Regions from separate parts of the Homo sapiens genome. Here region 2 is linked to region 1. The links are chromatin contacts, found by Hi-C or POLR2A ChIA-PET in ENCODE. All regions are on one chromosome and are shown on one strand. Each heading gives the region's core, a stretch centred on a gene start or an enhancer-like site at or near the end of the contact. The rest is flanking DNA. Distances are from core to core; before and after follow the strand shown.

The links. A loop is a pair of places that touch in the nucleus more often than their neighbours do. ChIA-PET counts read pairs that join two places held with the same protein, here RNA polymerase II (POLR2A). Pooled maps may share reads with other maps.
Region 2: a loop to region 1 is called in a pooled map, with 5 times the contacts of the local background. The contact joins two enhancer-like sites. A Hi-C loop is called at or near these places in 1 of 168 maps with a recorded cell type or tissue (PC-9) and 5 of 50 pooled maps. POLR2A ChIA-PET finds 5 or more read pairs at or near these places in 3 of 52 experiments (A549, PC-9 and activated CD4-positive, alpha-beta T cell).

Annotation. Positions count from the first base shown.
Region 1 is chr2:173,045,936-173,053,111 of GRCh38, reverse strand. It overlaps RAPGEF4 (Rap guanine nucleotide exchange factor 4), which reads right to left. Exons shown (of 31, transcript NM_007023.4): 30 at 4,458-4,512; 31 at 219-1,472. The coding sequence ends at 1,345. Among named protein-coding and RNA genes, the nearest start is that of MAP3K20, 26 kb to the left of the region's middle. Within about 2 kb of position 3,736, at least 26 of the 41 ENCODE cell types and tissues checked have a DNase peak (open chromatin) inside an H3K27ac peak, as active enhancers do; they include PC-9, where a contact is called at or near this core.
Region 2 is chr2:172,982,078-172,989,253 of GRCh38, reverse strand. It overlaps RAPGEF4 (Rap guanine nucleotide exchange factor 4), which reads right to left. Exons shown (of 31, transcript NM_007023.4): 11 at 5,674-5,758; 12 at 3,761-3,821; 13 at 982-1,058; 14 at 415-561. Among named protein-coding and RNA genes, the nearest start is that of MAP3K20, 90 kb to the left of the region's middle. Within about 2 kb of position 3,558, at least 20 of the 41 ENCODE cell types and tissues checked have a DNase peak (open chromatin) inside an H3K27ac peak, as active enhancers do; they include PC-9, where a contact is called at or near this core.

The DNA.
Region 1 (7,176 bases), core at 2,487-4,986:
TTCAGAGTTTCTTTTAGGGATGAGGAGAATGTTCTGAAGTTAGATAGTGATGATGGTTATCTATACAACTTTGTAAATATACTAAAAATCACTGGATTCTGCACTTTAAAAGAATGAATTTTATAATATGTGTATTTTGTGTCATTAAAAGATCCAACACCCCACCATACCAAATGGTTACCCCTTTCATATTATAGGAATTGAGATGAACACAACCATTTCTTGTCGACAATTATATTTAGTGAAGATACTAGATGTTATTTACAGAAGATATACATACATACAATTCCTACACATTAAATGTAGTCTAATTGTGAAAACAGGAAAAAATGTACTTCAAAATTACGTACTAAATAAAATAAATAAAAAGTAATTATTTGGCACAGTATCTATTATGTAGCAAATAAATAACTCCATACCATTGATTGAATGAACTATTTACAATCTTTGAAAGTGCAAAACAATTACTGAAAATTAAGATATTTGTAATAACATTTAAGTCCAGAAAATATGTTTTCATCAGGTACAATAAATTTGTAGCCAATAGTAAAGGTTTTTAATGCCCAGGAAAATATTTCAATTTTGAAAAATGTTTTATGCATATTGTGCTCTTCTGAAATGTTATTTTCTACTTTAACGCTGGCAAATTTAAGAATCTTGGCATTTCTTAGTGGAATTCTTATGTATATAATCCTGATTTGTAAATTTTGAAAAGTTACATTGTAAACATAAATATTATTCTATATACATTCAGAAATTACAGACCAGTCCTCCCTAAATTACATAAACAGCCATAATGTTTCATAATAATGTGGTCAGGTTCTATTCCTTCAGAGGTAAGACAATGAAGATGGAAGAATACAACCTATAATTTGGACTTCTATAGATTCCTCAACACCTTCCCGAAACCCCAGGCTCCAAATCAAGATGTTGAGTTAAAATTTTATCCAAATCTATCCCATTTGTAGCACATCTCATCCCATAAACACTCTTAGAAAAAAATGTCAGGGGCTTGCTAGTTCTCTTGACAAGGCTATTTCTACCAAACTCTTCACGTGGGCCTTATTCAACACTTCAGCAAAGAAGATGGCACAAGTGGAAATGAAACAGGGTAGCCACAAACTGGGGATTCCTAAGCTAGAGTGTGTAAGCTTTAGGCATGTCAAATAATTCCTTCTCTTGCTAGGTAGCTGGTAAGCTGAATGCAGCCCTGAGGTGTCTCAGGATGTGTTTTTGCTTGTTTTGTAGAATTCTCTAGTGGCAATACAGTCAGTAGTAGCATAAATGGCATTTTTGAAAGATTGTGGACTGGAGACAAACTGTTGCTTTGGGCATTTGAAATGTCTATGGTCGACGAGGCTCTAATCTGTGTGACATCTGTGATAAAGTTCTCTGGTTGTCAATCACATTTAATTGCCGTACATAACTCCGGACATCCTGATGGTTCTTATTAGCTTGAGCTGCATCAGGATCTGTTGAAAGAGGAAAGGGCAGAATTGGCATTGTGTAATATATGTATATAAGATACAATCTTACTTCTCCAATTATTTATTACATTTATCATAGGTTCCTGGGTTCCCTCAAGACCTTTCAACACACCACAATCATTGAAACGTTTCCACTTGGTTGTTCCATCTCCTCCTTCCTACCCTCCAATTTTCTTTTCTTCCCTGGAATCACCTCTTTTGATCATTCTCCTTTGAATTGCACGTTGTAAAAAAAAAATGGCACCAAATTAAAAGGGAAGCATGTGTCTGATAGCCCCTGGGTATAGATTAAAATTGTTTCCCTTTCCAGAGGTCTCTGTGTCTCACACTCTGTGTCTCTGCCTCCTTTGATCCAGATGAAGACTAATGTCAAAAGACAGTTTTTATTAGCCCCTCACAAAAGCGCTTAACATCTGGGCCAAACTGAAGCAAGCCAGTGAGACTACAGAGTCCTGACTCCCCTCTTTACTTGCACACAGTATACAGCATTACTATACCGACTGTATGTTCTTAGAGACTGTCCATATTCAGAAAAAACCCAACTCACAGGCTGAAGTTATGACTTCTGCTAGACGTTTGATTCTTTAATGCTATCTGCTCTGAAAACTCAGCTACCATTCTATTCTGATGCACATCCCAAGCATGTGAGCAACTGAGGTTAACCAATTTAATGAAGATCAGGGCTGAATGATGAGCCAATGCACTCAGCCCTCGCAGGGAACATACATGAATAAGGAAAGCCAGACCAGAAGGTGGTGAACTGGAAACACAGGTCCCTCTGGAAGTGATGACCTGGCTTCTGCATGTTGCTGCCACGGGGAATCTGTGCCTAGAGTTGCCAGATCTTCCTTTTTTTTTTTTTTTTTTGTTAAGAAATGGGAAATCTGGATTTCTTCTTCGTGAATTCTCCCAATTTTAAAATGGTGACATTATTTCAAAATAAAAGGGAAAAAAATGCTCTCTTTAGACCCAACACCTCTGTGGGCCACCTCCATTTCAAGCATCACTGGGTAGGGCCTCTGGTCTAAGGGGACACCCGGAGTGGCAGAGCCAGACCCTGGCTCCTGACCGGGGTTTCCACCACAGTACACTGCCTTCTGCAGTCTGGTTGCTCCTGCTAGATCCACACAGCACTCCCAAAGACAATTAGAATGCCATCTGCACAAGGGGTGAAGGGGAGTGTTGCAGGTCTGAAGGCAGAAAAGCAGAGAGAAGACATACATGCCCCTGCCCCCTGTGAGAAGAAACTCATCAGTATAATTATCACATAGAAATAATACCACAGCGAACTGCAGAGCACATTGTGTTTAATTTCCTCTGCTTCTCACTGGCAGTGTACTCTACACGTACAATATACTGTAATTACATTGTACACATTCCCACAGTGTTTGTGAATCTATTCCTATAGCTTTATCTATAGATTGTTGACTTCAGAGCTGAGCAGCTGTTGTTTACCAGCAGTTACTGATAACTTCAACAAATGCAGTGGAGTTTTTTCTTTTTAAATACATTTTCCCCTTGGCTTCTCTAGGAGGTGACATAGAAGAATGCAAGATTTACTTCCAAAGAAGCTCATAAAACAAAGCATATTATTTTATGGTTCTTGAGCCTCACTGAAAACCTTCTTAAGGCTATAAACCCCCTCAGGCACACACGATTTGGCATATAATTTCAGGGTCCCCTTTTATCCCCGCTGCTGGATTTGGGATTATAAACTCCGGTTGTAACTGGTGTCACTTATCTATTCTTGTTTCCACTTGTACAACTGCTTTATGATCACATCTTTAAACACAACGTAAATTAATAGATGAAAACACATGAGACACTTTAATTCTGGCTGAATCCACATAAGAATAGTTGATGATATTGCAAGACTATTCACATTTTGGAAGTCAGAGAAGGCACAGTCATTTGAATCAGTTGCTCCCCAAATCAATGTCATTTTTCTTATATTTTTCCTCCCTATTCATTAAAAAATGAACATTTAGTAGTTCTGGTGTCCCATGTTAGCAAATCTGGCCATGAGCCAGTCCTGCTCTAGGAAGAACAAACAACTCTGACTAATAAAACAAGAACATCATAGTCTCTTAGCACTCGGTTTATTGGAGGAGACGGTACTGGTAGCCTCAGATTCATGTCTATGTCATAGTATCATATTGAGTTAATGAGATAAATTTCTTCAAGTGAGTCATACAATGAGCTTAGCAAAAACCTTTAGTGTTCACCTTCTCATTTCCAGACCAGATTGAGGGAGCCAAAGCTCCACCCCCACCACCAAAGTCCCAGCCCAGAAGAAACAGTAGCACTGGTCTAGTATGACCATCTGGTGCTATGATGCAACTTAACTCCCAACAGACTAAAATTGTTATTTATTATTAGTAATTTTTTTATATTAAAGTATTATACCAGTTCTTGTGATAGATGTTCAGATTTTAAAAGAGCACCTCAAATTCATGTGGGAATACTAGAAATATAATATGAAATCCTGTTTTTGGACCTTTTACGAATGTGCTATAAACATTAATGCATTCTTGCAACACCCTGAAAGACAATAAATATTATCTTTCCTGGTTTATAATTGACTGAACTGAGTCATCAAGGGCTGATGTGAGTTTCTCAACATGGAGCAATGAGTCATAAAGAGAGTTGGTTTGAGGCAGGATTTGTTGGCAGTCGTACTTTAGTTGTCTCCAGCTGCACTGGATAGAGCAAATTAAATCTCTTTAAATTCATTCACAAAATAATATTCCTATGGTGATTTTCTAGTTTCACAACAATGTAAATATGTTCTAGTTTAAAACAGCAAAAAAAATCTTTAAACTCAAGGCCCCTATCTCATGGAATTCATGGTCCAAAGTGTCTCTGACACAGTCAGATATTTCCCAGGCTCCAAGGGTGTCTCAATGGCCTCATTAAGAAGACCTTAATCACCAACATCTACATTGTAAGAGGTGGCAGCACTTAACTTACTGAAGGGTTGGCTCCTGTAGTATCTCACTGTTCTGGCCGTATTTGCAATCATGCGCTAAAAGGAATATAGAAAAAAGAAAGATAGAAATTCAAGTAAGCGTAGAGTACAATCCAAAAAGGAAAACAAACCATTTCTGCAATACTTGGTACCATGAGAAGTGACATGTTCTGAGATGTTGACTATCTGAAGGCAACTAGCTGATGTATAACTTGTTTAATTATTTCAAAGGGGTACCCACATACATACAAGGCATTTTCAGGTAAGGAATATTAATGGCATAACTCTCATAATTGTTGGCATATTCCCCATGATGTAAAAAACATCTATCATGCCTGAGACTGTACATTAGTGCTTTTTCACCATCCTTTCTTGAGGTTGCCATGAATTTGTAAGAGAATCTGTAACTATCCTAGATGTGGAGAAGGGTTAGCTTATCAAGTTCCTCACAGTAAATAAGACTCACTAATGAGGTATGAGATTTTATTGGCTGAACAGCAAGTCAAAATATTCTACCTTCACATTTTTGCTACACACTCTGTATTACTGACCTCTCTAATCTTCCAGCAAAAGTTTGCATTTTAATGTTAATCCTGATGATTTGATTCCCTCCTTCCCTCCCTTCTTCCTCCTTTCTGATTATAACACTAACATATACACATCTTAGAAATTCAGAAAACAGGCCAGGTGCAGTGGCTCACGCCTGTAATCCCAGCACTTTGGGAGGCCGAGGCGGGTGGATCACGAGGTCAGGAGATCGAGACCATCCTGGCTAACACGGTGAAACCCCCTCTCTACTAAAAATACAAAAAATTAGCCGGGCGTGGTGGCAGGCGCCTGTAGTCCCAGCTACTTGGGAGGCTGAGGCAGGAGAATGGCGTGAACCTGGGAGGTGGAGCTTGCAGTGAGCCGAGATCGCGCCACTGCACTCCAGCCTGGGCGACAGAGTGAGACTCCGTCTCAAGAAAAAAAAAAAAAGAAATTCAGAAAATACAGAAAATGTTAAGAGCAAAGTAAAAATCACTTAGAATATTACTTCACAGAGTAATCTTGTTAATATTTCGGCATATAGCCTTCTTATATTTAAAAATATATAAAAACATGTTTTTAAAAGATTTGAATTCATATAGTACATACATATTTTATTTTGATTTGAAATTTTTCACATTGCATTGTGACTATTTTCCATGCCATTTGCATTTTAAAACATTTTTTAAAAAGCATGTATTCAACCAAATGGACAGATTATAATTGATTTGACCTTTTAAAATTTGGTCACTAAGTGATCATCTTAACTTCTTTGTAAAGTTTTGGTTGCAATAAAGACTTAAAAGGGAATCTTTTGTGCTGAGCTCAATTAAAAACAAAAGAAAAGAGAAAAGAAAATGGACAGAAACAGAGACTCCTATCCCCTGGGGAAAAACACTGATGAGACCTACGCTCCATTTCTTAGCCAGAATGTCACGGTATTTGAACAATAGCTGGCACTCCTGGTCACTATGTATGTTTCAGGACACTTTACTGCTCAGGCTCTAAAGGGGGTCCTGTGGAGATAATAGATTAATTACAACACTAGCAGAAAATTGATAAGGCTCCACCCAGGGAAAGAGACTCCCCGATCTCTGAGCAGCTATGTAATTCTAGTCAACCCTTTCTTCTCTCACGGACCCTTGGCTTGCCAAAGTATAAGAAAATGACTTTGAGAAAGCTTACATAGTGTAAAAAAAAATCATAGATGAGTCAAGGCCTTACAAATATATTATCTGCAAGCATCATAATACCTCACTGAATACTACTGCTTTGAGGACTCTAGCAAGCCTGAAGTGACATGTACCTGCATTGGATAATTTCGCACACAAAGAGGCAATTGGAAAAGTTAGAACTTCACTTCATCAAAGATCGTGAAAACTGACACATCCATCTGTTGATCAGCATGAGAAACATATCACAAATCCCTCCCAGAAAATGTAACGTACAATGTATAATTAGCCCTTGATATATGGAGCCGTGAAATAAATAGTAACTATGATAACTTCCCTGCTAATTTACTTTTAAGTTGTTTTTTCACTTCTCTAAAGGCTTTGCATCTGAAGGGCACAAGTATATTCCATGTAGAATTATTGTAATTCTTCAGATATTGAATGGAGTGTAATTACCGAAAACCCTGGGAAATGCTGCCAGTATGCCCCTCTGAAGAATAATAAAACAATTAGCAGGGGTCAGAAACCTCTTCCTATACCATTTTGTAGGGAGTAATTGTTCTGCTTTTTAGTTTTGAAAGCTAAAACATTTCATTCTGACTTTGGTTTTATGCTACTCTTTAAAGCTATACTCTGAGACTTCATAATTTTTAGCTCATGTAGTTTAAAATGTGAGAACAATTGTTTAAATCAGTAATTTCCAGCCCTGAAGTTCATTCTACCTTTCTAAATCTTTGATTAATTTTAACAATGGTTTTAATTTTGACGTATCCTTTTTAATTGTTCTCAAAGATAACTTCAGTTTAACTTCGAAATCCAAATCTGGCTTCACAGCGAGGTCCATTCTTTTCCTTTGTGAGGTCCGGACAATAATGTTTAATGGTGTGAACCCACAGTGATGATGTGTGAATCTAACTAGCATTCCCGGTCAATGCATAGTTACAAATGCTTTCACAAGGCCAAAGAAGGGTTAACTTAATATTTTAACTTCACCTCCTTTTGCACCCATTAACACATGTAA
Region 2 (7,176 bases), core at 2,309-4,808, 64 kb after region 1:
GGAAGGTCTAGGAAAGAGAAAGACAAGGGGCAGAGGGGGCTGCCACTGTGTTGGAGAGTGGGATGGGAAGGACAAAAAGAAGGATGCCCAGGATGTCAGAGAGAAACTTCTCAGACTGACATTTTGCCAAGGCAATTCCTATTTATCGTCAATTCTCATGGACCAGTGCAGGGATGCATAGAGGGACTGGGTCCAGCATAGCATCCTGCATTTGCAGCTTTACTGGAATACAACCTCTGGATCCCAGAATGCATACCAACACATTAAATATAACCGGTTTGTAACAAAGGCCCTTTGTGCCTAGAGCACTCATTCATCACAGGACTACTCAATTAAGACTATGCTCAAAGCTTTGCTTATTTAGTTAAAGAAAAAAATGGGCTGTCTCTCAGCCACACTTTGCTTTGGACTCACCCTTAGGATCCGGTTGAAATCCTCCTTGTCTACTCTTAAGAAATGGCAGTTATCTTCTCGTAAGACGATAGAGGCAGCTCGTGGGGCATCATTCACTAGTGCTAACTTGCCGAAGTCATCTCCTTCATGCAGGGTGCAGACCACACCCTGGATAGAGTAGAGCACACAGATGAAGAAGATCCCTGAAATAGAGCAAACACCCACCACCTCCTGCCACAAGACCCCCAAGCCCCTAAAACATTGTAGATAAATGGGCTGTACCTAGCGATGCCAAAGGGGATTACATAATTACATTATGATGTTCACTTTGCTTTCACTGAGTAATACGGTCTGTGGCTTAACTTAAATGTACACACTATAATCCATCAGGAGACAAACCCCAGAAAGTACAATACAACTTTAAGTATAATAACTGAGGTAACTTATGATTAAAGATACAATAATGTCTTTTCTACATCTAGGAGCAATGTTGTTGCAAATTTAATTGTGGCACTACATTGCTAATACTTAGAGCCACACTAGTAAGTGGAGCGTAATAAAGTTTCAAAAAGAAAAAGATATATATACCTTGCCGTAAATGACTACATTCACTGATCCTTTTAGAATAATGTACCAGGAGGTACCTTCTTCCCCCTGGTTAAACACTAGACACAAAAAGATGAAAAGACTTATGATAAGAATAGAAGCACATCAATATAAATTACAGCTTATCAAATCATCACTTTAAGTCCCCAGAAAATATGCATACGTAAAATTCGAGAAACATCACTGGCAAATATTAACTTGTTCAGGTGGCACATTATCTCCTTTTCTATAGAATACAAAAGAAAGAGAAACACTGCATTCCTTGCTATGCCCTAAAACATAGGTTTTTAGTAGATATCAATTTATCAGCAATCTGTTTCTTAAAGCCATACACATTTCTTCCACAATTCATTAAAACTTATCCCATAGAAAAATGGCTCTAAAATGTAATCTGACAAGTAATGTGACGTTTAAAAACATGCAAATCAGCACTATATATTGTTTACAGATACATACCTACACACACTTGTCCCTTCGTATCCATGGGGAATTGGTGCCAGGACCTCCCAAGGATATCAAAATCCACAGATGCTCAAGCCCCTGATATAAAGTGGTGTATTTGCATATAGTCTACACACAGCTTCTTGTATACTTTAAGTCATTTCCAGATTACTTATAATAGCTAATACAATGTAAATCCTATGTAAATAGTTGTTATACTGTATTATTTAAGGAATAATAACAAGAAAAAAGTCTGTACATGTTCAGTAGAGACACAACCATCCACTTTCTTTTTTTTGGAATATTTTTGATCTTCAGTGGGTTGAATTCGTAAACGTGGAACACATAGATGTAGAGGACTGACTGTATTTTTAAAAAAGTGAGTTAGAATGATCACCACTACATTCAGGGTAGGAGTTACCTTGGGGTAGGAAAGATGAAAATGGGATAAATGAGGGTACAAAGGGTCTTCAAGTGTAGTTGTATAATTTATTTTTTATTTTTTATTTTTTGAGACAGGGTCTCACTCTGTCACCTAGGCTGGAGTGCAGTGGCGTGATCACGGCTCACTGCAGCCTTGACCTCCTGGGCCTAAGAGATCCTTCCACCTCAGCCTCCTGAGTAGCTGGGACTGTAGGTATGCACCAATCCACCTTGCTAATTTTTACAGACAGGGTTTCGCCATGTTCCCCAGGCTGATCTCGAACTCCTGGACTCAAGGAATCCACCTGCCTCGGCCACCCAAAATGTTGGGATTACAGACATGAGCCACTGCACCCAGCGTGTATAATTTAATTCTTTAGAAAATATGAAAAAAGGCTGAGTGCAGTGGCTCACTCCTGTAATCCAACACTTTGGGAGGCCACGGCGGGCAGATCACTTGAACTCAGGAGTTTGAGACCAGCCTGCCAACTAGGTGAAACCCTGCCTCTACTAAAAATACAAAAAAAAAATTAGCTGGGCGTGGTGGCACACGCCTGTAATCCCAACTACTTGGGAGGCTGAGGCAGGAGAATTGCTTGAACCTGGGAGGTGAAGGTTGCAGTGAGCCAAGGTTGTGCCACTGCACTCCAGCCTGGGTGATAGAGCAAGACTCCGTCTCAAAAAAAAAAAAAGAAAATATGAAAAAAATGGCATGTTATTATCTGACAAAGATTAAGAAGGTAATTGTAATATACTCTATTTTTTGTTTAAAATATTTAACTATTTCATAATAAAATGAAAACAATTAGCAAGTTTGAATGAAAAGAATAAAAGAAAATAAAAAAGAATAAGTCATTAGCAACCATTAAGATAAAAATATTAAAGTAAGCCTTGAACATTTGAAGAAGTTACATTCTTACTAAAATAGATATCAATGTCAGAAATATCATTTTTGATGACTGAAAGTAAAAAAACCACATTTACAATTAATGTTTCCTGCTTATTTGACTCATACAATGTAGCCTGAAGAAAGAGCAAGATTTTCCAAACTGTCTCTAAAGAGTTAACAGGTGTCCATGCAAAAAGTGTTCTATGTGTCATTAGGCTCAGGAAGTATCGGTTTAAACGTGGTGATCATTTCTCCTTATTGCAGAACTTCTGAGAACACATTAGCATGCTGCTGTGTCCTGTGATTCTGCAAGAGAGATTGGAGAGGCATTTCCTGACCTTAGTAGATCACTAACCCTGTTTGTTCCAGCCAGATTTTTGTAGGAGTAGTAAGGAATGCCAGCTTATATAATATTGTTCACATCTATTCACATCAAATTTCCTTTTCTTGCTTCCAAATATGATCACAGAACTAAACTGCAACTTGGATTTTGGTGAGATACTATAGATTAACACTGCATATGTATTTGAAGCAAAGAAATTCTCTCCAGCTTGGAGCTTAAAGTGGAAGTGAGAGAAGAAAAATAAAGTAGGATGGTTTAAATATCATTCTAACTAACAACCTCAAGAGATCGATTAGTTCTTCTAAAGCTATGAACGAAATGAGGTCACTGGGAAAAGGTACTGCCTCAGGCCCTTCCTGAAGGGCAGTGACTTCATCCCACCCTCTTTAAACACTGTGGTGAGTCAGGAGGGTAGGGAGCCAGTGAGACTCAGGCTGGCACCCACAACACTTGCTGGTACTAGAAAACCACGATACTTCAGAATAATTGACATGTGCTGGAAATAATCACAGGTCCAGAAAAACGAAAGTACCACAGGACACCCTGCCAAGTCACCAAGCCAGACCCGGGGCCAAGAAGTGAGGCGTTAGCAGCCTGGCTTCCCGTGGCATGTGCTTGCAAGGGTGCTGGCCAGGCGCAAGGTTCCAGTACAGCTTTTCACTTACACACAGTCCCTCCTTTGGCGTGAGACTCAAAAATGAGAACACCTGCTAACTCTCGTTTCACCTAGAAGAAAAACAGAAGAAACATGCAAAGGCCACATTTCCAGGTCTGGGTGGAAAAGGGTTGTACTCTTTCTGGGGGCACAATGCAAACTGTCCCGGGGCTTCCCATGCAGTCATCTCTCACCTCTCTTGCTGCTGCTCTCATCTAAAATCACTTCTACTCGATTTGCTGCTAGGCTTTTAAAGCTTGTAGCTCTTTTTATAGAATAGCTTATAGCTAATTCATACCAGGCAACCTCCTTAGAGACTGTTTCAAACATGGTCCCACCTGCATTAACTAGCCCACTTGCCTGCCTGTCTTTGGCTGTGGGTGAGAAGGGGAGACCATGTGCAACATCACATGATTCTGTTGTTACTAGTGACTCTTGCTTGCATTACATATAATGCATCATGGCAAACATGTTGGAAAATTCTATGTCTTGAAGCTGAATAATGAAGCCTAAATGAACGAACACATTTATATTCTTAGTTAAAATTCCAAATTATTCCTAGCTAGCTAAAATTCACATTTAAAAAAAAATTCCAAATTACGGTCCCAAATCATGGCTCTATCTTCCTAAGAACCCAGTAACTTGAGATTTTTCTATGCCTGGGTACCTGGGGTTTGAGGTAGAAGACGAGACTACCCACAATCCTCTCAATTCCACTGAGACCAGGGAAGTCGGATCGGGACATGCTGGGTCCCTGGAGCACAGGCAGGGAAAGGGGTCCTTCCTTACTTCCCTCTACATCACTAGCTCATGGAGCCTCAGCTTTCTGCCCTGTATATATGAGGGCTTCCCAGGTGAGGCTCCCAGGCACTACATCTATGCCCTGTGGAGAGTAAGGATGGCAAGGGCAGTGGTAGGTAGGTGGGAGGCTGGGCTGGACCACTTCCCTGGGTAGTCCACATAGGTGAGCAAGTCTCAAGACCCTCAGTGGTGCCAGAGGTGGGAGATATGTGAAGGAGGTTTGTCTAGGTTGAAGGGGAGAGGGGACTTGAAGCCCTCTTGCTTGGAGCTATGGCAAATGCCTCGCTGCTCTCAACAGAGACCTGAACTTATCCCCAACAGCAGGGACTGGCAGGTACTGCTACTGTGAGGTAGCAGAACACCACTTTTAGTGAGCTAGGAATGAAAACAAACTAGGCATCTAGATATTTCTTAGGGACCTCAGTATATACTCTGTGAAAGTTGAAACCACTTCATTCTTCTTAACTTATTAGTGTGTAGGACATGTGTGTTTCCTAAAAATCATATTCTTAAGGGAGGAGGTGTTCCTATCCCTATTCAGTGGCAAAAAATTTCTGTCTCCTAAATACTCTAATCAGGTAAAAGTTCAGAATCAGATACAGCCACTGGGTCATTTTTTATTAGTGGGTGGTGTTATTTTCACTAATACATCTGAGCTGATGCTCTCTTGAACTTTCTGCTTCCATTCTCAAGAAGGCAGCAAACCCTGGTGGAGTTGGCCCCATAAGCCAAGACAGGTCATCTAGGTTTCCCTCTTTCCACCCTCTGGCAGCATACCATGGCAGGATTCAGAGTCCCTCCCAGGCCTGGCTCTCTTATCTGAGTGTGCAGGTTCCAAAATTCATATTCACAGGGATGAAGCCCATGTTCCAACCCTACTCACATGGGGCTGCTCTGGGGTTTAGGGCACATGGGCAACTACCAATAATAGGACAAAATTTGATTCCTTTCAGTGATTGTTCTTGGGTATAACTTCCTCAGCATCTCGTAAGAGAGTAGAGGTGATTTATGAGGTGAAAATCAGACATTCTTTCCCCCCACAACACCGTAATACTCTCCTCTGTCCTAACAGTGCATTTATTGCAAAGTGCTCCAACCATGCTAAACTAAGAGACAACTTACTGTGGTAGAAAGATGGGATAAGGCTTTAATATGAAGAAGCTCCTCATAGATAATCTCTAGGTCATCCACAGTCCTCTGGCCAGGTCTACAAAGATAAAAAAAAAAAAAGGAATATGGAAAAAGGGCATCACTAGGGCCTCAAACATGGAAACGGATCCAGGCATCAGTAACATGCTCAGGGATTTCTTCTGCACAAGAAGATATTGGCGGAGGGAGAGGTTGCACCAGTATAATGCCTAAAGGGATTTTTGAAATAAATGTGTTCCTTGATGAAAGGATATGGGAGAAAGCCAAAGTCCACAGGATCCCTTCTCTTCTGATCTCAGAGGGAAGAGCATCTCCACTCACATGGTAGTTGGCCAACTCATCTCTCACTTTGTAGATGATTGAGCTAAAAAACTGCTTTTCATTACCACCTTAATCAGTAATGGCAAAACTTGTCTTTTAACACCACTAGAAACAATTGGTATAATCAACTTGACAACTGATCTAAATTCCTTGAGATCCTGTGTACTATCTTAGCCTAGCAGAATAATAATGCCACTGTCACTATTATTTGGGGTTATAAAATGTATTTTTTCCGAAGGACTCAAATATAGGATGTATGCAGACTCAACATTTTCTTTTCTAGCCCTGAGGAGATAAGGGCATGAGATGAAGAGAAGGCAAATGGTAGCATCTGCGATTAGTAAGAGAAGGCAAGAAGGGAGGTATATTCCACATTCCCAAACTCTTGTTACAAAAACCACCACTGCCCACCAGATATTAATCAGTTTATGTAAAGCATTTTTATTCTAAAATTTATTATAAAACTAGTATCCAATAACATGCCTTCAAGGACTCAGTATATAATCTGTGAAAGTTGAAACCACTTCCTTCTTCTTCTTGAATTATTAGAATTATGTAGGACATGTGTAGGGTATGGGGGTGTTGTGGACATTTTTGGCACTGGAAGACTGAATAGATTCCTAATCACTTTTCGTATCTATAATTATTTTGAAATCATTCATAGTGTTTATATTAATGGTAGGAGATACAACTGGTCAGCAACTTGAATTTTTTGTTGCTTTCTGCAAAATAAAGAATCCTAACTAATATGTTTTTGAAACTTGAAAACAAACTAATGGGTTATTAATCCTGAGAGTTCTAGGGAGTCAACTGAGAGACAATGTATATATTGATGGCTAGGCGGCATTTACTCTCAGCTAATTGCTGCAGTTATGAATATTATCTATTACATAACCATCCATTTTGTGCATTTTGTCCTAAAATTTTAACAATTTATGGTATTATCCAATATTACTGTAATTATTACTAATTAAACATTAAACCCTTGATGAGCTACTGATGATGTACCATCATGACATTATCATTTATAAGGTGTTCCCTGGTCAAAGAAATTTGAGGAGTATTGGTGTACTAAACACAGCGCTAGATTTAGCGTCTGAAAATCAAGTTTAAAATCAGTGCAACCACTCACCAGCCATGTGACATCAAAGTCTT